Regions from separate parts of the Homo sapiens genome. Here all the other regions are linked to region 1. A link is a loop called in an ENCODE intact Hi-C map of the cell type or tissue named here. Cell type or tissue: dorsolateral prefrontal cortex. All regions are shown on one strand.

Region 1 (8,000 bases):
AACACATATCATTCATCATTACATGCTGCAATCTGTGTTACATCTGGTAGGCACTCTGAACAGTTCCTGAAAGAATGTATGATACCAACAGCTAACAATAACGGGGCATTTGGTAGGTGTAAGGTCCCATCCCAAGCATTTTAAATGCATTGTGTCATTAGATTTCAGGCACCAGACGGTAAACTTCATTAGCAAGGAGTTTGCACATGTATCCCTAGCATCTAGAGCAGAGCTGGTACCTAATAGGCAATTGCTGAATATTTGCTGCATGAATAAATTTTAAAAACTGCATGAGGTAGGTGCATTATTCATGCTTTACACATAAGAAAACTAAAGCACAGAGAAGTTCTATCATTTTTTGAAGTCCCACAGTTAGTGTATGTGAAGACAAGACTTGAATCCAAAGCCCACATACTTAACCAAGACTTACTAGTAGTAAGCTCAACACTTAACCACGTTATTGCAAATGAGATTAATCTCATTAATAAATAGTATGCAATGACACAAGTAAATATTGTAAGCAATCATTTTCCAAGAAAAGATTTGCAGATGATGAGCCCTTAAAAAATAATCAGATAGGCAGATATCTGTACGCTTCTTATTGCTAGCTTTGCAAGTAAAAATATGATTTCTCTCTAACCAATGTCTTCTGCTACATTTGTACACTAGTCAATGAGGATTTCAGGACTTTTGATAAGTGGGTGCTTTTTGTGTTTCCAGAGTAGTTCTGATTTTATTTAAGTCATCTATTTTGTCAATTCTTTTTAAAATAAGAATAGCACTAATGAGATATTCATTTATTATTTCTATTGTTAATCGTCTACAGAGCTTATAAGGAGTGTGTTTATAAAATAGGAGACTTACATATTTCTCACACATCTCTCCTACTGTTACTTGTCTTTCTGAAACATTACAATTAGGACATCATCCTTTAGGGGTTTGATTATATGTACCTTTAACAACTCATTAGCAAAAATAACGTATCTCTTTGAAAAGGGTAGCTCTTTAAAACTATTCCTAGTTTTCACCTTAATTCTTTATCAGCCCTCACCTTAGTGGGAGCTAAATGATATTGAGCAGACAGCAAAGCCTTTTGGGGATGATTCACAATGGTCCCTCAAGCTATGGGTTAAACAGTAAAAAGAGGTGCAGAAATCAGAAGTAGGTAAACAACAAAGAAGTAGGTAAACACCAAAAAGGAAGGAAGGAAGGGAACGGGTGAGGTAGGAAAGAATTTGAAAAACACTTGACTGAACTCTGCTATTGATCTTGGAAAAGTCAATCTTTGAAAGCCTCAGTTGTTTCATCTGTGAAATGGGGATGATAAAGATATGATTTCCTCAGACACTTTAATAGTAGATTTCAATATGCCATATAAACTATCCAGTATGATACAACACATGGTATGGTTTTTTACTTGATATTATTTGCCTAGAATCAGCCCGATTTATGCATTATGTACTATAAACATTCACCTTACAAAGACTGTCAACAGCTTGAGAGTGTAGCTTCATCAATTGTCTGTCTTAATTGGTCTGGAAGCATTTCCATTATTTCTAACTCAAGGAACCATTTCACAATTTTTAACAAGCTTTGTGTGCCTACAAGCTCAGAAAGCTTACTGTGTGCTCTCAGGACTAGAGTTCTATAAACCTCTATTTAAACAAGGAAGCCTCTTTTAAGTCTTATTTCAGTCTGGTGCCTTTGGTCGAGGTGGAAACTAAAATTGAAAACAGATAGATGTTTTACATTTAAATGGGTTTAACATAAATGTGCATTAACCCATTTCATGGGCGATTGCACAAATACCTTTTGCAAACTTGGTACACGTGAGCGCATATACAGTAACCATTAATGTCTTCTAGAGAAATAAGGTGCAGATCCAAAATTTTAAACAGCTAGCTCGAGTTCCTCTCACTCGAAAGAAAATGTAATGGCTTTAAGGGAATTGCTCTAATAATATCATGGCATCTGCAATGGCTGGCCAGAGCAGAGCAGAACAGTGTGTATGTCACCGCAAGTCAATTTAACAAGAAATAAGCTTCCCCCTGGAGAATCTAAACTCCCTTGCCTCCCACAAAGAAAATTGAATTTTGGAGGTCACACCTTGGGTAGGTTACCATAGAAAGAAGCTTAACATTCTTTTTGTCATATGCTCTGGGAGGTCAATGCTGTTCTTCCAACAAGTGACTACCAAAGACCCTCTTCCATTCCCCCCCACCCAATTCTCTCCCCCGATCCCATTATAACAAGTCTTTGGAGTCCTCTAGGAAACGGGATGTGATTGTGACACTTGAAAATGCCAAGGACCACACCGAAGGCAATCATGCTCAAACACCAAGTTTTGAGCCCCGCAGTGAGGAGCAGGGCAGATACTGGGGCGGGAGAGGGGACTGGAGGAGGGCAGCGGTAGAGATAGTGAGGATATGGTGGGGGTCAGAGCGAGTCAGACCGTCAGATAGTGAGCTTTAGGTTGTAACTGAACGCTTAGCCAAATGTGAATCAACGGAACTGCTGTTACCGGAGAGAAAAACAGGTCGCCAAGTCAAGCCCAGGCCAAATCCCAACTCTGTGGGTGGATGGTCCCTTCCCTGGGTTGTCGGGGTGGATGGCTGAAAGGCCTAGCGTGGTCTTGCAGCGGCGGGGAGGTACCTCCAGCACACTGCACCTCCCTTAGAGGCTCCGGGTGGCCGCAGCCGGGCTACCGCCACTGCCCCCCGCCCCGCAGCAACATGTGGGGTGCTGCCAGTCCGCCGCCCAGGAACTCCCTCCGGCTGGAGTTCCTGGTGGACGCATGTTGGGCCGTGAGAAGATGCTGAATTACTCCTGGGAAAGGTTCCTCCAGCCTTGAACTTGGCAGCTCCTGACCTTTCCATCCCACCCTCCACGCGCCAGCCCAACACACACGAGTACACACGCCCCTCTGGACCCGTCCAGGCTACTCGCGGGGCTCTCTGCCCACTAGGGGCAAAACGCCGGAGGCCGGGACCCCAGTTCCTCTGGCCCCAGGGGACTGCCCTAGCATCGGGTAGTTCCAGGGACTCAGCGCACTCCCTGCCTTGGCCAGGCCCCGCCTAAGCCGGGGCCGCTGGCACCAATCCCCTGTTCTTTTGTGCTCTCCCGGGAAGCCCGCCTCTACTCACCCGGGCTGCGCGCGGATTCCGGCCGCCAGCTGCAGCCCGCTGCCCCATCCCACGAACACTGCGGCGCCCCCAGAGTGTGCAATGCGGCGCCCCGCCAGCCCGCTGCCGGAGCCCGGGAGCTCAGGGAAGGAGCGAGGGAGCGCAGCGGGGAGAGGCGGGGGGCGGCTAGGGGCGCGCGCGCCACTCCCACTCGCGCCGGGCACTGGCCGCCGCCCGCAGCCGCGGCCGGCCCGGCCTCGAGGGCCGCGGGACCAATCAGCGCGCGCGGGGGGAGCGGAGCCCTCCGCGGGGCGCGCTCATTGGCCCGGCGCGCGCGGCCCAACTCCGGGAGAATCGGCCTGAGCGCCAAGTCTGCAAACTCCGGCCAGCGGGAGCCGACCGCCCGGCGCAGGTGGGGCACCCGGGCGCCGCGCTCCCGCCCGCAGGGTGAGCGGAACTGGAGAGATTTGGGACCTTCCCGGGAAGCCTGTTCCCAGTGAGCGTTGGAAGCGAGCAGTGTTTGCTCAGGGTGCACCGATACCTTCCTGTGCGCGACCCCCTGGCGCCTCTCCCTAGCCGCCAGCCTCAGCCGGGCCAGCAGCTGCGTGCGTGGCTGCAGGCCCGGCAGTGTGAAATGACCCTGGCCAAATCTCACTCCCCGCCATCCCCTGGGCCCCGCGAAATCCGCCGGACCGCAGAGCTCAAGAGCAAGTGAAGCTCCGAACCCAGGGAAGGCGGAGACCACTTGACGTTTGCAGTAAAAGACCTAAGCTGCGGGGCGGAGCATGGAGGCGGTGGGAAGAGCCAGGAAGGCAGGTCTTAGGAAGTGGGAATCCGGTTATGGGTTTGGTGCAAAAAAGTCCAGGGCATAATACTGCCACCCTCTGCCCAACCCTTCCTCCAGTTAAAGCCCCTGCAGCCCTCTTGGGACGTATTGGTTTTTCTCTTCCTTGTTGTAAATCGTGTTTGACCCCCCTGGACGGTTCGATCTAGAGCCTTAGAGTGGAAGTGGGTCATAGTCCTACTCTCCCCTGAGCAGCGCGGGGGGCCGGCGGGGAGCCGGGGTGACCGGGGAAGGTCCCCAGGAAGGTCTGGAAGGACTCCACGGATATGCCCGGAAACTCGGAACCAGCCTCCCCACCTCCCCCCGAACTTGGCCTGCAAGGCTACCTTCGTAAGGGCGGCCCGCCATGTGGCTATTTGTCGATCTTTGAGACCCCTCCACCTTCTCCTTGGATTTTCTACCCCTGGAGCATTTTTTCAGGCCTCTCCTGAATCACCCTGCCTTCCCAATAATCTATCCATCCCAACATAAAAACATTCTTACTCTTTTTTAAATTAAACTTCCTTCCCCAGTCCCTCTATTTGGAAGGGCCTAGGATAACCTATTTTTGATCGACAGCTGCTAGACCTCAGAAAGTTTTTCTCTTAGTGTATGTGCACAGGCTTGCCCAAGCTCAGGGTTCAAGTAGGCAAAAAATAATTAGCGCCCCCTCAAGGTGGAGATCGCTGCCGCGCTGTCTTCCTGCAGGGCTCAGCAGGGTGAATGAATTGAATATGAATTAATCAACCTGAACTTGGAAATGTCTCTCCGTGTCTAGGCAGGTTACCTCTGCGGGTTAGCATCTACTAATGAGGGCATGTCCCGGGTGTCACTGCTGACACTCATTTAGTTTCCAGTTGGCAGTTCCGGTCCATGTACTTATTCACTTTATTTAAAAAAAATCGGTGCATAGTTTAGTGAAAATATTCATATTTGGGTTCAAAGTGAAGTTCAACGTATTAATGCAGTTTATGAGAGCCGAGTTCCTGGTAGAGATGGAACCCTTAGGATCTCTTTTCAGAAATATATTTTCAAAGAAGGCTGGAAAGATATGCATATGAAATGTCTGCAGTGGTTATCTCTGCGTGTTGGGATAATGGATGGTTTTCTTGTTCTTTATACTTTACGGTATTTTCTAAAGAACATTAATATTAATTTAAAAATTTTTTTAAAATGTTGACTACCAACATACAACACTCCTCAGGCATCAGAAGAGCGAAAATGTTAAATCTTCCTTCTGCTTTTCCCTTCACATCTTGTCAATCGCCCAGTCCTGTGTTTCTGTCTCCTAGGATGACTTCTAGATCCATCCCTCCCAGCATCTCTATTTCACTGCCAGACCTCATCATGCCTTACCAGCGCTTCAGCAACAGGCTTTCACTGCTCTGCTCTCCAGTCGACCACACGCTGCCCTCTCTATTTCAGAATCACTAATGTAATCATGTCACTTTCAAGCTTAAAATTCTTCAGTTCCAACCCCACTGTGAGGAAGTTCAAATGGAGCCTGGTTGGCAAGGCGTTTCCTTCCCAGTCCGTTCCCAGCTTTCCACGTTGGTCTCATCTTCTGTCCTCACAGTTCCGCAGGCAGGATGGTTCTGCTCCACCTACAACTGCCTGTCCGTGGACCTTCACACACCCATGTCTAAGATTTCATAGTGCTAGAATGCTGTGCTTCTCTTCCTTCTCAACTCTCTCCTGCCCCAACAGCAAGTTCCTATCTTTGCTTCAAGATTCACTTCGAATACCACCTTTTTAAAAATCAAGTCTTCGAAACTGCCCGGGGCAGAATTAAGCAACGCCTTCTTTCTGTACATCAGAAGCAAGCTTTTTTTTTTTTTTTTTTTTTTTTTTTTGACGGAGTCTCACTCTGCTGCCCAGGCTGGAGCAAAGTGACGCGATGAAGAAAACATACATTGTATTTACACTCCTGGAGTGCACGAAGAGAGAGACGCACTTTATTTATTTATTTATTTTAAGCCCTCTCCTTCTCACCCCTGCCCAACATGGCTGAGTGCCATCCTCTGTTTCACCCCTGCTGAGTCTGCCAGCTCACATTTACCATAGGTGGTCTCACCCTGCACCTTCCCAACCTGCCCAGCTCTCACTACAGATCTGTTTATTGATTATTTTTTGTTGTTATTGTTTCATGTTTTTGTTTTTGAGACAGTCTCACTCTGTCACCCAGGCTGGAGTGCAGTGGCACAATCTTGGCTCACTGCAACCTCTGCCTTCCAGGTTCCAGTGATTCTCATGTCTCAGCCTCCTGAGTTGTTGATGCCCAGCTAATTTTTTTATTTTTAGTAGAGATGGGGTTTCACCATTTTGGCCAGGCTGGTCTTGAACTCCTGACCTCAGGTAATCTGCCCATCCTGGCCTCCCAAAGTGCTAGGATTACAGGCATGAGCCACCATGCCCAGCCTTGTTTATTGATTATTTTAAAAGCAGCCCTTTCTGATTTTTTAAATTAATGTATATTTTTATTTCAATAGCTCTGGAAGTACGAGTGGTTTTTGGCATGGGTGAATTGTATAGTGGTGAAGTCAGATTGTAGTGCACCCATCACCTGAGTAGGAGAGAAAGACTTTAGATCAAATAGTCACATGAACAATTTCATACTGAGATAGGCATGATGACACTACCACATGTAAAAAAAAGAAACCTGGTTCATTTTGAATATATGTCAATCACAGTTCTTACCACATTGTGTTATCCATTGATCTATTTATTGCAAGTTCTTTGTCCCATCATATGAATCCATATGCCCCCACGTAGAACACAGTGCCTGGTTTATAGTGGGTGCTCAGTAAATATTCTAAAATGAATGGGTAAATAAATGAATGGGTATTTGAAACCCCATGAGGCATTTTATTTCATGTGTCTACATGCAACTATTATCCAAAATCGAAAAGACATTAGTTCCGTGTTTTAAAAATTATTAGATCCTTGTCTCATCTTTCTTAACTTTAATTTGTTTTTTCTGCACAAATTGTCTAATGTCTTATTTAATTTCACATTTAGGAGATATAGGTAATTATTATTTACATACATGTAGATAATCTGCTATTGCTAGGAGGAAATCTTTTTTTAGAAATTTTACTTTTAATATATAAAAATTGAAGGTTGAAAATGCAAAGCCAAAAAGCACAATACATAACAAAAAGTAAATCAATTGGGCTTTCTAAAAGTTAAAACATTTTCTCTGCAAACAACACGGTTACGAGAATGAAAAGACAAGAATAGACAGGGAGACAATAGTTGCAAATCATACACCTGACACAGGAATTGTAGTTAATACATACAAAGAACTCTCAAAACTCAGCAATAAGAAAACAACCAAATTTTTTTCAATGGCCAAAAGATTTGAACAAACACTTTACCAAAGAAGATATATGGGTGACAAATAGCACATGAAATGATACTCATATCATTAGTCTTTAGTGAAATGCTAATTAAAACTGCAATGATAACTTCTAGACACTTATTAGAATGGCAAAAAAAAAAAACCTGACAATACCAAGTGTTGATGAGGCTGCAGAGCAACTGAAACTCTCATACCACACTGGTGAGGGTGCAAAATGGTATGTCCGCACTAAAAATAGTTTGGCCACTTTTATAAAGTTCAATATACACCTAACCATATAGCCCAATAATCCTACTCCTACATACAGACATACATTGTTTTATTTCACTTCACTTCATTGCATTTCAAAGATACTGCATTTTTTTTTTTTACAAATTGAAGGTTTGAAGTAACTCTGCATTGAACAAATCTATCAGTGCCATTTTCCCAAAAACATGTGCTCACTTTGTGTCTCTGTGTCACATTTTAGTAATTCTCACAATATTTCAAGCTTTTTCATTATTATTATATTCATTATGGTGACCTGTGATCAGTGATCTTTGTTGTTACTATTGTAATTGTTTTGGGGGGCCATGGACCGTGTCCAGATAAGACAGCAAACTTAATTGATAAATGTGTGTGTTCTGACTGTTACACCAACAAGCCATTCTCCATCTCTCTTTCCTCCAGCCTCCCCATTCCCTGAGGTGCAACA
Region 2 (8,000 bases), 160 kb before region 1:
AGACAGAGTTCAGACGCTGCCAAGAGATGAAGATGAGGACTGGGAATTGGCCTTGGGAGTTGGCAAGATGGGGGCTGCTGACTTTAGGAAAAATATTTCATGTAAGGGTCGACCAAACACGATAGGAGCGGGTTCAAGAGAGAAAGGGAGAAGAGGAAGTGGGGATATCAAGGACAGACCAACATTTTAGGGAGTTTATTGTAGAGGGAAGTAGAGAAGTGGGGCAGTGGTAGAGGGAGGTGTCGGTCTAAGTCAATATTTTTTCTTTTCCTTTCTTTTTGCAACAGAAGTAGAGGGAGGATCAGTTCTCCTCACTCCTATCACAATGCACTTTCCATCTGACCACATGGATTCTCACTTCATTTGAACTGAGATGAGAAATTATGATGAACTTCACAGTTGGAAGAGTATTTGTTAAAATGGGTGGTATTGCAGCACACTTATACACTGATGGGAAAAAAAACCCTAGTAGAGCTGGAGAAATTATGGATGACATAGGACAGGAATTGACAAACAATTGTTGCAGGACAAATCCGGACTTCTGCCTACTTTTAAAAGTAAATTTTATTGAAACATAGTGACAGATATCATGAGACTTACAATTCCTAAAATACGTATTATCTAGTCTTTTACAGAAAAAGCATGCTGACCCCCGATATAGGAGGTCAGGGGAAATTAGAGGAACGGTGGACTTGAAGAGATTAAGAGAGATGAGATTCAGGGTACAAGTGGAAGCACTGGCCTTAACTACAAGCAAGGACACCTCCCCTCTGTAACTGGAGAAGGCAGGTATGGTATACAAATCACATATTAGTGAATCTGGAGGTGCTTCTTCAGGTTGTTTTCTTCACATTATTTATATTTTTTCCTTTAAATAAGAAGTGAAGTCATTTATTGAGAGTGTGGAGGGAAGAAAGTGTTGGATCTGAAAATATGAGAAATGCATTTAATAGCACCAAGGCAAGGGAAGGTGATGAGAAGAAACATCATATCCAATCATGCAACAAAGAGTATATATCTGCATAGATCTTCCTTCACTGGAGAAATTGCAAATTAAAATACATTAACATGGGACCTCACACAATCACTAAAGATCAAGAGGAAAGAAATATTCTCACCAAGATTTCAAGAAGAAAACAAATGGAAACTAATAATTTGAGATATTAACATCTAGCAAAACTTAAAATGTGTGTTCTCAATGACTGAGTAATCACATTTTCAGATAATACTCCTTAAATGTGTAAACATAAGTAAATAGATAAATAGCCTAATTCAAACACTTTTACTGCAGTCCTCCTAGAAAGAAAACAAACTTGATAACAACCCATATTTTCATAGCAGTGGTACAGCCAAATTAATCCTGGTATATTTATATAATGGAGCTCAGTATATATGTAGATCTTGAAAACATCATGTTGAGAAGCATTCAATTTGAAAAATATTATGTACAGTAAATCATTTATGTAAAATTTACTTACACAAAACAATGTTGTTTATTAATATATATTTAGTAAACATATAAAACCTGACTCACAAAATTCATGACAGCATTTCACTCTGAGGAGAGAAGAATAAAAAGAAAAAACCAGGGAAAGGCTGATAGAGAACTCAATTTATTGGTAATAGTTTACTTCTTTAAAAATCAAATGAAATATGACATATTAATATTTGCTAATTCTGGATGGGAAGTACATGGGTATTTATCTTATCCTTTTTAAAAACTTTTTTATCTTTAGTTATTCGAAATAAAAAATAAATTATAACAGTTTATAAAATTTTGAAAAAACACAAAAACAGGAGCTGAGATAGGTTAACAGGATGAGAATCACCATTATAAAAAGCTCACCAGCCTGGACAACACGGCGAAACTCAGTCTTTATGAAAAAGTACACACACACACACACACACAAAAAAAAAAAAAAAAAAAAAAAAAAAAAACCCAACCAGCCATGGTGGCATGCACCTGTAATCCCAGGTGCATCTACTCGGGAGGCTGAGGTGGGAGGATTGCTTGAGCCCAGGATGTCAAGGCTGCAGTGAGCCGAGATCGCACCTCTGCACTCCAGCCTGGGTGACAGTGTAAGACCCTGTCTCAAAATAATAATGATAACAATCACCATCATCATCATCATCCCATTATCTCAGTGGTCAGGGATGCTGCCGCGAGTAAAGTACAAAGCCCTTCACCCTTTGCTTCCTACTTAGGGGCGTGCAGCCTGAGTCCCAGAATGGATTTCCTCTCCTCCCTATCACCTAGCTGGCTCCCCCTCATCCTTCATCTCTCAGTTTATAAATCATCCTCTCTAGGAAGCCTTTCCTATTTTGTAAAAGTGAGTTATACTTCCCTCCTTTGTACTTGAAAAGTTCTCTTTGTACCTCAACCTTGCAGCATTCATCACTCTAGTATAATTTCTTGTTTACTTGTTTGTCTCCCCTCTGAGATTGCTGGCTTCTGAGGGGAGGGGCTGTGTGGGATCCAGCGTTTCAGCTCCAGCTGGCATAGTTCCTAGCCCTGAGTACACGTGTCCTACATTTTTGCTGAATTTTGTAGCTTCCTGGCCCAGAGTACTGCAGAGGGCAGCATGAGGGTACTGAATGCCTGAAGATCCCAGCGGGAAAAAAGGCAAGACAAACCATCCACTGAAAACCCTTTGCTGGAGCTGGACTTGCATTTCAGAATCAACATCTAAAACTGATTTTCATGAGAAAAAAAAAAGTAGACTCATTTCATTTTTAAAAAGCAGCTGATCTTCAGTCTTGCTTTTTTTCCTTGTTTTATCTAAACACACAAGTAGGGAAAATTGGTTCAGAAATGATTCAAAATTGGATTTTTCTTTCACAGCCACCACTCAAAATCACCCACTTAAACCATTTTTCCTCATAAAAAAAAATCCAAGGCTCAGCCGTATGGAAAACATCCTAATAGACATTTTTCTGTTGTTGACATTTTTCTGTTGTTGCCATCTTGTCCAATTTTGGAAAACGTAGAAACCACATCAAACCTACCTATTTCAGTAAGGAGGAAAAGACGAGGGTGGGACGGGTGGGTAATGCGTGTTGCATAGAGTGAAACCACACCTCCCATGAACTTTGACCTTAGCCCATCCCTACTTTTAGAATCATGACTTAATATTGATGCCCCTTGGCTTCAGAGCTGTTGGTCAGAACACGTCAAAGGCAGGAGCCCCATCCCCTCTGATTTTTGAGGAGCGCAACGTTTCTGGGACTTAACCTGAATGGTGGGTAGCACAGTTGTTCCCGAGTGTTCACTGCCCCTTCCCCCACTCGGTTTGCCCCTGCCACGTGACTTGCAGAGTCCCCAGTTGGAGGAGAGGGGGAGTGTGCTGCTCTGCGCTGCCGTATTGACAGCAGCTTGGCTAAGGGACCTGCTTTGGCCAATGAAATGAGACCGGAAGCGAAAGTGTGTGTTCCTAGCAGAAGGTGTTAAGAGGCATTGTGGCTTCCCCACAGCGATCTTGCTCTCTTTGCCCTCTATCAAGAGAATGGCATGCTCCAGACAGAGGCTGCGCTTGTAGCCTGAATTCCAGAATGAAGGAGACCAATGGTGCCAACTTGCAGCTGATAGTGTGAGCAAGGAGGGAAAACAACAACAACAAAAACCCTTTCTTTTTGAAGCCACTAAGCTTTTAGTGTTGTTGGCTACCGTGGCATAACCTACTGAAAGATGACAGATAGTGAGTTTAATAATAATAATAAACTAAACTGTGCCCCACACAGAAAGCACCAGGGTGCGGCTCAGCGGCTTCTGTGGAAGGTGGGAGGGAACTGTGCCCGGAGTTGGCCTCTTTTCTTCTGCAAGCCCACGTGTAGTGAATGTTCTGTTTCTGGTACACAAGCCGACAAAAAGCCTTTTGATTTTTTTTTTTTTCATCCCAAAGACCCAGAATTTTCTGAGTCTAAGACAAGCTGCCGTGTTCCACTGAACTTCCCAGGGAGAACTTTGCTGTTTGGGCAGAGCAGATTGTTTCCTATCTTTCCAGTCTCATTGGTTGGAAGTGCTAGAATTTCCCAAATTAAAGTGTTTTTCCCCCTGTTGATTTTGCCATTAGCGACAACAGCAGCTTCTCTAGGAAGTTGGAAAACCTTTCATAAAATATTTCCAGAATGTGGGTGTAGCCTAGAGCCTGCCTGTGGTTATCTTATTTCAGAGGAGCAAGACAAGAGTTTCACAGTTGCAGAGAAAAAAACAACAGCGTTTCATGGAAACATGGTGCTCAGCAGGGGTGTTGCTCTGAAGGAAAGAAATTCGACTAGAGAAAGTGATTAAAATGCTCTATTAACACTGGAAATGTAGAATAAACTGGATATTGCATCCATTTGGTTTTAGCGCATTCAATACATGACGTTATTTCAGCTCACAAAAGAGCATTCTGTACATAAAAATAATTCCCTTTCAATACCAAATGTACACGCTGTTGAGAATTCAACATGCCATTCTTATTTGCTATTATCATAGGTCACGACAGTGCCTCTAACTTACTATGTGACCTGGGATAAGTCATATCTCCTCTTTGTGTATCCATGTTCTCCTCTATCAAATGAACTGAGGATGTTTGGTTTAATTATTTCTGAGGTCCCTTGTCACATTTTAACAATAGAAATCTTGCTGCTTCTGTGTACATTTGGTCATTTGAATCTGCTAGTTTTGAATCATCTGCTAGTTTTCATTTGAATCTGCTAGTTTCCTTGAGCCAGTTTTACTACTTCTTTATTATTACTATTTATTGATATGCGGGCTTTGAAAGTAGGTATTTTCTCTTATTTAACAGTTGCTGTTATATTGAAACCTGATATTGATTGTCCCTAAAATGATATTTCTAATTTGTAGATTTTCTTAACAAAAATTCAGAATACAGAGTTGCAGAATCTAAAAGGGATGGGGTGGGGTGGGGAGGGGATGAGGTTTTTCTTCTGCCTGAAGATGGCAAGTGAGTTAATCCATGTTTCCAAAGAAAATAATCATAAAGCTACTCTTAAGAGAATTTCAGCATCTGTCCTGCATCATAAGGCAAGAGTGTTGATTTCCAATGTGCTCCCAGAGTCTATTCTTCATAAGCCAGGACCTAAGCAACAGAAGTTGGTGGTGTGATAGCGACCTCTCTGTTGGTGAATAAAGGGAAGGAAGTAAAATCAGTCACATCAGCATCAACATAGCTGCATGTGGCAGGGCTGAGAAAGGCTCTCTAAGCTTGCAGGTCATTTGATTCATGATCTGTCACACGGTAGATGCCTCAAGCCTTCAGAAGAAGTGTGTGCTGCACATATAGTCAATGGCCAGTGTTGAATCTCTCCTGGAAGGTAAAATGACTTGTCCCATGAGCAGCCTTCCTCCCAAATAATTCCAGAATGGGCAAGGGCATTAACTCATCTTATCCAAATGTCTCCGACTTTTCTCCACTGAGTTAACATAAACATTCTTGTTAATATTTCCAAATGAGAAAAAAAGAGATCTCAAAGATAAAATATTGATGGGATACCAAGTTTAGAGAGGCTTTGCAGATACAGACATTCTCATACACTGTTGGTATAAGCTTAAATTGGCACCTCTTTCAAGAGGGTAACTTGGTAACATAGAACACAGCTATAAACGCATAAAATAATTCCATTTCTATTAGTTATCCCACAGTTACCTCTAGAGGGTGCACAGATGTTTATGGCATAATTGTTTATAATAGCAAAATCTAGACACAACTTTTAGAACACACTGAATTTGAGTAAGTAGGGGATGAGTTAAATAAATTATGGCCCATCTATACAATGGAATACATACAGCCACTTAGAAAACAAAATGAATCTACATGTGCTAGCAGCAAAAGATGTTCCATATGTACTAATTTTAAAAGGCATATTGCAGATCTTGTTTTCTACATGTATATATGAATTCATTCACATAATTATATAAATACATGCAAAATTGTATATGCATTAGAAAATATTTAAAAAGTATACTCAAGAAATTATTAATAGCAGTTATTGCTGAAGAATGGGAAGAGATGGAGTGGAAAGGGAGAATGGTTTTACTTTTCTACAGAACAATTTCAAATTTCAATGCTCATGCATTACTTTTATATAAAAAGATTTTCAAAGTAAAAAACTAGAAACACCTAAAAAATAAGAAAGAGGAAATGATGAAATAAATTATGGCGCAATCATAAAATGTAATACTAACCAACCATTAAAAATTATTTCCTACAGTTCTACTTGCTGACAGAAAAATGTGATATATTGGTAAATTTTCAAGGCAGTTTACAAAACAAAAAGAGAAAGAGGGTGAGCCTGATAAGCACCGGAGCCCCTTAGGGGTGCATTCCAAGTCATGGTCTTTGTCACACCAGTGCCAGCACAGTGCCCAGCACACCCGTCAAGAAAGGACTGCTCATTTGATGCTCGCACATGCCTGCACCTGCACATGCTATGGGCTTACATTGCTGATGGCTGACCCTCGCAACAAGCTCATTTATCCCATTTTACAAGCAGAAGATTGAAGAAGATTAGGGAGAGTGTTTTAACTAGCGAAGCTTGAATCCGAACCTAGATTTGTCTTTTCAAACAGGAATATTTGTGAGACAATTAATCAACACATCAAAAAACATTCGAATGAACTGCAGAAAGATTATAGGACTACACTTGAGTTAGTACAAGAGTGAATGTGGAACTCATAATTCAGGAAGAGATCATTACCTTATCGAAACACCTGAGCAGTGAGGGGGCATGGTCTTTAGACCAGGTATTGAGTTCCTGATTTCTTGACTTCAGGTATATAACTGGAAATAAATATTGAAAGGATCATTAATAATCACATAGTTCACTGTTTTTCAAACTATAAGTTTTAACCCATTAGTGGAGTCATGAAATCAATATTGGTGTGTTGAAATTAAGACTTTTAAAAAATAGTAAACTGGAACAGAATGGAATAGAGACAATATTCAAGTGTAATATAATAATGAATACTGTGAAGGTCTATATCTTTTTGTGAAATGTATTTCAGTTGCATTTTTATATACATTAGAAATATGTGCATTGAGTCACACTACAAACTATTAGGATGAATGGCAGCCAGAAATGTTTTAAAACCCCTGATTCAATGTCTACTCCTTCACCAGTTGGTGACCCTGAGGTCTGGCGGGATTAGGTGGCTCCTTTAGGCCATAGTGTCTTTGCCTGCAGAACCTGGCTCCATATTGTGCTTCCCATGTACATTTTGTGTTTTAATGTTCCCATCTTTCAAATGGGGCTAATTTTGAGCTCACCTTTCTGACAGGGCCATTAGGGGAATGAAATTATCTTAAAATGCTTTGAAAAGATAAAACCTATAAATATGGAAACTCTACCCCATAAGACTTGCCGTGCTATTAATACAGGATGAGCTGCTGGGCTCTGGCAGGATCCAAAGTCACTGGCTCAGCGTCAGACAAACAGAGCAGGTTTCATGACCTGGAGAGTGAGAATTCCAGGTCCACATATGCTGACAGCTTAGAAAAAATGTTTCCAATCCCTAAATGGCTCACAGGTAGAGAGGAAAGCATGTGGCACAGGACCAGCAATGCAACATGGCAATGAGTACTTACAGAGCATTCCACATCACTGTCCTCCAAACGCCTGAAAGCAATTCCCTTTCAACTGCAATCCTTGCTCTATCTGCAACCCTTTAGCCTCAACAGGTGTACTAAATTGATAAGAAAGTTGCAATTGTGATTCACCTTAATGCTTTTTCCAGTGCCTTACTCTACTCAGTTTCATGCTGAGTAAAAACTTGCTTTTCTTTAGTCTACCAATGTACCATTTTATTACAGAAGTACAAAATTTTCTCCCCTCAGGAGCATAAGGAATGCCCTCCCCTTCTCCATCTCAAGATGTAAACATTTCATTCCTCTCTGGCCCTTAACTATGATCACTTGTGCTACGAATCCTTTTGGCTTGTGCTGAGGGGCCCGTGATGACCCAATTAACAGGGCTCTTTATGGAAGGTTTAATATCAG
Region 3 (8,000 bases), 220 kb before region 1:
ACTCTTGGAGGAGAGGAAATCTCAGCTGGCCCTTGAAAGGCAGGCGGGATTTGAATAGTGAGCAGAGGATATTCCAGGAGCTAAAACATGAGACTAACACAAGAGAGTGGACTGGTTTACCTAGAGTTTCCTTGACTGCAAGGACTTGGGAAATGAGGCTAGAAAGACACCTTGGGGCTAGATTGAAGGAATTTTTAGTTCCAGAATAAGGAATTCACCGATATGCTATAGCATTAAACATTGAAGGTTTTCAAGCAGAAGAATAATTCGATTAAATCAACTTTTGGAAAGATAGATCTCCTGGTGGTATAGGATATAAACTGTAGGCAAAAAGTAACTGGCAACAAAAAGACTACTGTTGTAATGGGGTAACTCAAAGGTAATAGAGGCCTAAATTAGGGTGGTGGCCGTAAGAATGAAATAAATATTCCAAAGTAGAAATTAAAGCAGGAACTGACTGCTCCCTAGGTCTTGCTGTCCAATCCCACTTCCAGCAATCCAAACAAAAGACTGCAGTTTTCAACATGGATGACTAAAAGAATAATAATAATAATAGCACTGGTAATAATAGTAACAAGCCAACATTTTCATCGTGCTTACTGTGCCCAGCACTTAGCTAAGTGCTTTATACATAATGCATATAATCTTCATAACAACCCCATGAAATAAGTATTATTATTCCCATTTCATGGATCAGAAACCTGAAGCAGAGAGAGGCCAGGTGATGAGTTTAAAGTCGCATGGATATTGAATGGCAGAGCCAGGACTGGAACACAAGCAATTGGGCCTTGGACCCTAATGCCTAGCCTGGTGGTCTCACTACCAAGTACTAGTTTGCAGCATATAGCCCTCTTACATTTATGTGGTAAAGTTAAAATGGTGGTGAATATCTGCATATACTTAGAGTTGGGAACCTAGAATTCAGAGAGTAGTCAGGATAGAGGATGTAAAGTTGAATGACAAGCATACCTCACTCAACTTGAATATTTGAAACTCCATTATTGCATTTGATGATAGAATTTAACCCACCGATCTTCCACAGCTCAGGAGAGAGGGTGTGGTAGGGGTGGGATCAAAACAATAAAGATTTTCAGACCCATTGGAAAGAGTTTTGACAGGCTTTGTCATCATACCTCTCAGCAGTTATGCTCTGCTTATCTTTTGTTCTCTGATGTATGCTAATAATTTGCTACGTGATCATGTACTATTTTAATTTCCATTTGGTTCTAGGAAATCAAGTCGCTTATAATATTTTCATGCTCATTCTTATGTTCCAACCTTTAACAACTGTTTTAGGATTCTGAAATTTCTCAACATTACAACATGCATGAAATATCATGACTAGTTCAGTTATCCAGATACTCATCCAAAATCAAAGGACTGTACAGCATCGTGGTTAAGAGACTGGGGTTTGGAAAAAAACTCCTGAGTCTGGATCTCAGTTGTGCTATTTACAAGTTTTCTGACCTTGGGCAAGTTCCACTTCTGTTAATACCCATCTCATGAGAAGATTTAAGGTTTAGGAGGGATGACATATGCAAGCCATTTCTTACTATTCCTGTGGAAGAGGTCAGTAAATTTTAGCTGTTCTTATTATCTGACCTCTGAATGTGTACAAATTTTGTGGACAACTAAACAGTAAAAATTACCCCCAAATATATTTTCCTAAAATTATAATACAAACATCTTCAAGAGGACATGTATTTGGCAGAACACTTTAGTATTTAATCTCACCACAACTTTGGAAAAGTAATACCATCACAAACAATTCATCACATCCAAAACAAATAAATGGAGCACTCCTACTAGCTGTACATACACAGATAGTGTGTTAAGTAATCACAGAATTCACTGCTTTAGACTTAATCAGCCATTACATGCCCAGAGATGTTTTTTTTTGGAAAGTTTTTATTGGCATTTGAAATGGTTTCCTGTTGGCGAAGTGTGCAGTACCTCAAAACTCAACATGCAAACACTGTATCCAACAGAATTCCACCTCAATAGTTTAAAAACTTATATACATACACTGTGAGAGAACACAGGTCTTCAAAATATCAGTATTTGTAGTGACAGATACTGTGTGTTTAAAAAGCCAAGTTTTTAAAAGTCCTACATTAGTGCAAAATAGTTCCCTCCATAGAGATTTTGCTAGGTCTTCGCAAAAGTCAAACTGTTCACATCTATTGTCATGATTCCATTTACGGTCAGTAGGAGATTGGAAATTAACCATTTTTTCACATGCATTTACTGTTAAAATTTACAGAAGTACTGTATCTCATTTAATAGTCATAAAAACAGTATGGGATAAGTGATAGTATCTCCAGTTCCTGAGGAGGAAATCGAAACTCAGAAAAAAATAAGTAAATTATTTAAGCTCACAACATTTCTAAGTAATGGACTAGGAATCCAAACTCAAGTCTTTTTCATATGAAAGTTCCAATCTTTCATGCCCTACTGCTTCATGAAAATCACTGGTCAAGCTTCTCACTTTTGGAAATGGCTTTTGGATATTTTATTGAAGGGTGGGCCTGTTGATTATAAGGAAGTGATTGGAACATGATTTAAAGTGATTTTGATAAATGATTTTTTTAGGTATCCCACAGTCATAAATGAAAAGGCTTGATAATACAAGTCTTTATATGGCAGGTGGCTCAGAGTATGTTCTCCTACGTTTGAAAACTAAAAGTTCAAGAAGCCTTTGAATTCTGGATTTAGAAAAAGTGCACTAGTATATTTTTAGGCTAATAAAATTTAGACGAAATTAAAAATTTTAGTATTGCAATCCCCAGCATGATTCCTGAATAAAGTGGCTATTAACACCTGCTTATATGGTTTGGTGAAGCTCAAGAATATTGTAAATACTTTAACTTGAATTCTACTATTTATAAAGTGATTGTACGAATGAATTAGAAAGAAACATCCCAAAAGAAGTCTTAATGGGTATAATGGCTATGGTTGCCCTCAATAAAAAAGGTTACAAACATGTATGTGCATATGTCCAAACATACACAGATATGCACAGGTTTTTTTTAATTTTTGTTATTTTATCATATTATATTATTACAAATTATTTAATATTATTCTGGCACTTAAGAAATACTATGAGTTTTTTAACTGTTATAATTCTGTTTCTTTATTACATCTTAGTTATTATTCAAACTAGAAATATAAAATTTGGAAGCAGCAACTCTTGTTTACATTAGCTATTCTTTGCTACATTGAAAAAATATCTTTCAGGGGCCCTTAGCCTTTTTTATGCCATGGGCCCCTTTTCAGAATTATGTTTTTAAATGCATAAAATATATATAGTTACTAAAAACTCAATTATTTTGAAACACATTTGTCAAAACATTTTTAAAGTTTGTGACATATATACTTTTTATTAATGCATTAAATTACAAAATTGAACAGCAGTCTAATGCTGCTATAATTTTGAATTAGTGACAAGGAGAAATGACCTTATGAGATATCTGCAACAGCTGTAATATGATGGGGAAAAATCTGTGTTTTCTATTGGTGACAAGTCACAAGAACTGCCAATAACACTTGATTTGTTGCCTGTGTTCATAATGGAAAGGAATGCCAAAATAAAAATGTAATTTTCTTTCCAACCAAATTTTATTCTGTTCATGGACCCCCTGGAAGTCCATGGACCTCTTGTTAAGAAAGTAACTGTTTTCCACAAGTTTGTATCAGCAATGATTATTTACTATTATTGCATACTTTGGGGCTCCTATTATAATAATCCCTGTCATATTTAAGGTAGACTACACAGCTATATTGGCTTACACTGATATATATTTTGGCGTCCAACAGAATGGAAGTCTTACTTCTTAGTCATATTACAGAAAGGCAGGTGGCTCTCCTCCAGAAGGTAATTCGGGGACCCAGACTCCTTCCACCTTGTATCCGTATTAACTCCTAAGTCCTTATTGTTGTCTACATTCGACTGATAGGAGCAGAAAGAGTGTGAGGAAAAAAAAGTGGTGGTGGTGATGTAAGCCATTTCTGGGCCAAGCCAACTTAAAAGCCAAGACAAAATTTGGGTAGAAAATTAGCTTTTGCTCCTAGAATCATTTTCTTTTAAGGTTCTTATAAGATAGATTTGAGAGAGTGTTTTTCTCATATCATCCCTCACGTTCCTGAGATAAACCTTACTTGGTTTTGGTGGACTGGCTGCTTTTCTAAATTGTTGACCTGGGAAGAACAAATAAAAAACTCAGCAGCCTTTGCACTGTGAATGGGAGCAGCTAAACTGCAAGCATAGAAGCTGTGTAAAGTGTCCTTCTCTTTGACTCCTCAAAAGGTGATCTATCAGTTGCTGCTTCCTATTATTTAACATCCTAAATACCACTTTCATCAGGACTGCCCCTGCCACTGCCTTACTTCAGATGCTCATAAATTCTCTCCAGTACTACTTCTGTAATAGCCTACGGATGGAATGTTTTGTCTTCAGTTTTGTCCTCCCTCCCAAGGTCATTTTTCTACCACTATTCTCCAAACTTTTAAAACTTCACACCCCTGTGAGTGAAAACATTGAGCACACACCTCCATACCTGCACATTGATTTCTTTATAAGTATGCACATTTTTTTGCTATTATATATATATAATAAGATGTTTATACACATTAAAAATGTTTAAATGGACAGATTAAAAGATAAACGTAAATAGAAGTTCTAAGATGATCTTCCCCATTCAATGAATTATTTGACACATACATGTATCATCCTGTGTACTGTCAAGATAAAGGATGCTACAAGCATTGGAGGAGTCATTGAAGAATTACAGCTTACCTGAGAAGCTAGGAAGCACAGGTGGGTCTAGAAGGGGAGAGTCAGGACTAGAGAAACACAGCTTCAGCTTGAAGTAGAAATGCTGAGTTGGAGTTTGCAGGTAAGTCTCAGAAGCAGTAGAACTGACCACAAATAAGGACAGTGAAGTGGGAGCTCCTACAGAATTCTCAGAAAACTGCTGTGCGGGACCATCCCTGGGCACCCCAGGACCTTCTGCATATGATGCTTTTTGCTTCACCTCTACCTTCTAAATTTCCCCAAGTTCCTCTCCTCAGAAAACTCTAAAACATTACTCTACTAAGAAGGCAATTCCAAGAAATGTATTTCCCAGCCTCAGAAGATACTGGAGCTGATGGTGCCAGTTGACAACAACCCATTCAATCCAATATACTTTGGGGAACAGCCACTTCAGATTGGAGACTAATACTCTATTCTGGAATTCAGAGTAGTTTCCTCAAATTGCACCTGATTTTGTCTTTTTCAAAATCTTACAGCTTCCTTTTTCTTCCAGTGGTTTATAATCATTTTGGCCCTGAAAACTTTTGTTTACATACTTACGTAAGAGCATAAGCAAATAAAAATTCTTATATTAAGCATTGGTTGAGCAATGGGAGAGTGTCTGAAGCCTCTTCTATTTCTCCACAACCTGCACTGTTCCCCATAACACTACACACTGCTCCCTTAATAAGGGAACTTCCAGAACACCATGGAATGTGTCTAGAAATCACCGCCCTACAAAGCTCATGAACAGGCACTTCTCAAAAGGAGACATTCACACAACCAATAAAAAGATGAAAAAATGCTAATCATCACTAATCATTAAAGAAATGCAAATCAAAAGCACCATGAGATACTATGTCACACCAATCAGAATGGCTATTATTAAAAAGTTGAAAAATAACAGACGCTGGCAAGGTTGCAGAGAAAAGGGAACATTTATATATTGCTGGTAGGAATATAAATTAGCTTGGCCACTGTGGAAAGCAGTATGGAGATTTCCCAAAGAATGGAACACAGAACTACCATTCAACCCAGCAATCCCTCTATTGGATATATACTCAGAGGAAAATAGATCATGCTACCCAAAAGACACATGTACTCCTATGTTCACTTCAGTGCTATTCATAATAGTAAAAATATGAAATCAACCAAGATGCCCATCAATGCCCACCGATGGACTCGATAAAGAAAATGTGGTACACATACACCATAGAATCCTACTCAGCCATAAAAAAGAATGAAATCATGTCCTTTGCGCAACATGGATGCAGCTGGAGGCCATTATCCTAAGTGAACTAATGCAGGAAAAGAAAACTAAATACCACATGTTCTCACTTATAAGTAGGAGCTGAATATTAAATACACATGGACACAAAGATGGGAACAATAGAGGTGGGAGGGGAGAAAGGGGGATGGCTTGGAAGTCTGCCTGCCTACCGGGCACTATGCTCACTACCTTGGTGACAGGGTTAAGCCTCAGCGACACTATTTATTCATGTAACAAACCTGCACTTGTAACTCCCGGACCTACAATAAGAGCTGAAAAAAAAAAAAAAAAAAAAGAAAGCATGCAAATGAATAGCCAACAGTTACATGAAAAAAAAATGCTCAATATCACTAGTCACTGGGTAAATGCAAATGAAAACCACAATGGGATATCACTTCTCACCTGTTAGAACAGCATTTGTTAAAAAAAAAAAAAATGAAAGATAATAAGTGTTGGCAAGAATGTGGACAAAAGGGAGCCATTACACACTGTTGATGGAAATGTGAATTACTACAGCCATTGCAGAAAACAATATGGAATTTTCTCTAAAAATTAAAAGCAGAACTACCATAGGACCCAGCAATTCCACTTCTCAGTATGTAGTCAAAAGAATTGGAATCAATATGTTGAAGAGATATCTGTACCTCTATGTTCATTTCAGCATTATTTACAATGTACGAGATACAGAATTAACGTAAGTGTCCACCAACAAATAAACGAATACATATACATATTTGTTTTTTGCATATATATATATGTATATATATACATATGCAAAGGAATACTATTCAGCCTTAAAAATAAGGAAATTCTGTCATTTGCAAAAACATGGATAAACCTGGGGAACATTATTTTAAGTAAAATAAGTCCGACACAGAAAGATAAATACTACATAATCTCATTTATAAGTGGAGTCTAAAAAAGGTCAAACTTATAACGTACAGTAGAATGGTGATTCCCAGAGGCTACGGAAAGGGAATGGTTGAGGAGATGTTGGTCAAGGAATACAAAATTTCAGTTAGACAGTAGGAATAAGTTTAAGATATCAATTGTATATTAGGGTAGGTATAATTAATAAAATATATTATATTCTTGAAAATTACTAAAACAGTAAACTTTAAATGTTCTCATTACAAATAAAACTATGTGAGGTAATACATATGATAATTCACTTTATCCATTCCACAATGAAAACATCTATTAAAGGGCAGCCAAGATGGCCGAATAGGAAGAGCTCCGGTCTACAGATCCCAGCGTGAGTGATGCAGAAGACGGGTGATTTCTGCATTTCCATCTGAGGTACTGGGTTCATCTCACTAGGGAGTGCCAGACAGTGGGCACAGGACAGTGAGTGCAGCGCACCATGCGCAAGCCGAAGCAGGGCGAGGCATTACCTCACTCGGGAAGCAAAAGGGGTCAGGGAGTTCCCTTTCCTAGTCAAAGAAAGGGGTGACAGACGGCACCTGGAAAATCGGGTCACTCCCACCCTAATACTGTGCTTTTCCGATGGGCTTAAACAATGGCGCACCAGGAGATTATATCCCGCACATGGCCCAAAGGGTCCTACGCCCACGGAGTCTCCCTGATTGCTAGCACAGCAGTCTGAGATCAAACTGCAAGGTGGCAGCCAGGCTGGGGGAGGGGCGCCCACCATTGCCCAGGCTTGCTTAGGTAAACAAAGCAGCCGGGAAGCTCGAACTGGGTGGAGCCCACCACAGCTCAAGGAGGCCTGCCTGCCTCTGTAGGCTCCACCTCTGGGGGCAGGGCACAGACAAACAAAAAGACAGCAGTAACCTCTGCAGACTTAAATGACACTGTCTGACAGCTTTGAAGAGAGCAGTGGTTCTCCCAGCACGCAGCTGGAGATCTGAGAACAGGCAGACTGCCTCCTCAAGTGGGTCCCTGACCCCTGAGCAGCCTAACTGGGAGGCACACCCC

What was found. Peaks named below come from ENCODE experiments on the same cell type or tissue, not always from the same donor. Only the 100,000 strongest peaks of a DNase experiment are listed, where the experiment ranks them.
Region 2: a loop joins it to region 1, with 11 times the contacts of the local background. A loop is called at or near these places in 4 of 110 quality-filtered maps.
Region 3: a loop joins it to region 1, with 4 times the contacts of the local background. A loop is called at or near these places in 23 of 110 quality-filtered maps.

Annotation. Positions count from the first base shown.
Region 1 is chr2:149,325,866-149,333,865 of GRCh38, reverse strand. LYPD6 (LY6/PLAUR domain containing 6) reads right to left here and starts at 3,279. Exons shown (of 5, transcript NM_194317.5): 1 at 3,144-3,279. It overlaps MIR9899 (microRNA 9899), which reads left to right and starts at 3,493; the gene lies at 3,493-3,588. RefSeq lists a silencer at 3,193-3,662. In dorsolateral prefrontal cortex, CTCF peaks have their summits at 3,211 and 3,552; DNase peaks (open chromatin) are centred at 3,435, 3,855 and 4,245; H3K4me3 peaks cover 2,634 bases; H3K27ac peaks cover 741 bases; H3K27me3 peaks cover 1,056 bases.
Region 2 is chr2:149,485,048-149,493,047 of GRCh38, reverse strand. It overlaps a transcript of LYPD6 not described here. Among named protein-coding and RNA genes, the nearest start is that of MMADHC-DT, 98 kb to the left of the region's middle. In dorsolateral prefrontal cortex, no CTCF peak of the experiment used is centred here; DNase peaks (open chromatin) are centred at 2,525, 3,365 and 3,791; H3K4me3 peaks cover 1,231 bases; H3K27ac peaks cover 2,008 bases; H3K27me3 peaks cover 2,457 bases.
Region 3 is chr2:149,550,489-149,558,488 of GRCh38, reverse strand. No RefSeq gene overlaps it. Among named protein-coding and RNA genes, the nearest start is that of MMADHC-DT, 33 kb to the left of the region's middle. RefSeq lists a silencer at 1,740-2,034. In dorsolateral prefrontal cortex, no CTCF peak of the experiment used is centred here; no DNase peak of the experiment used is centred here.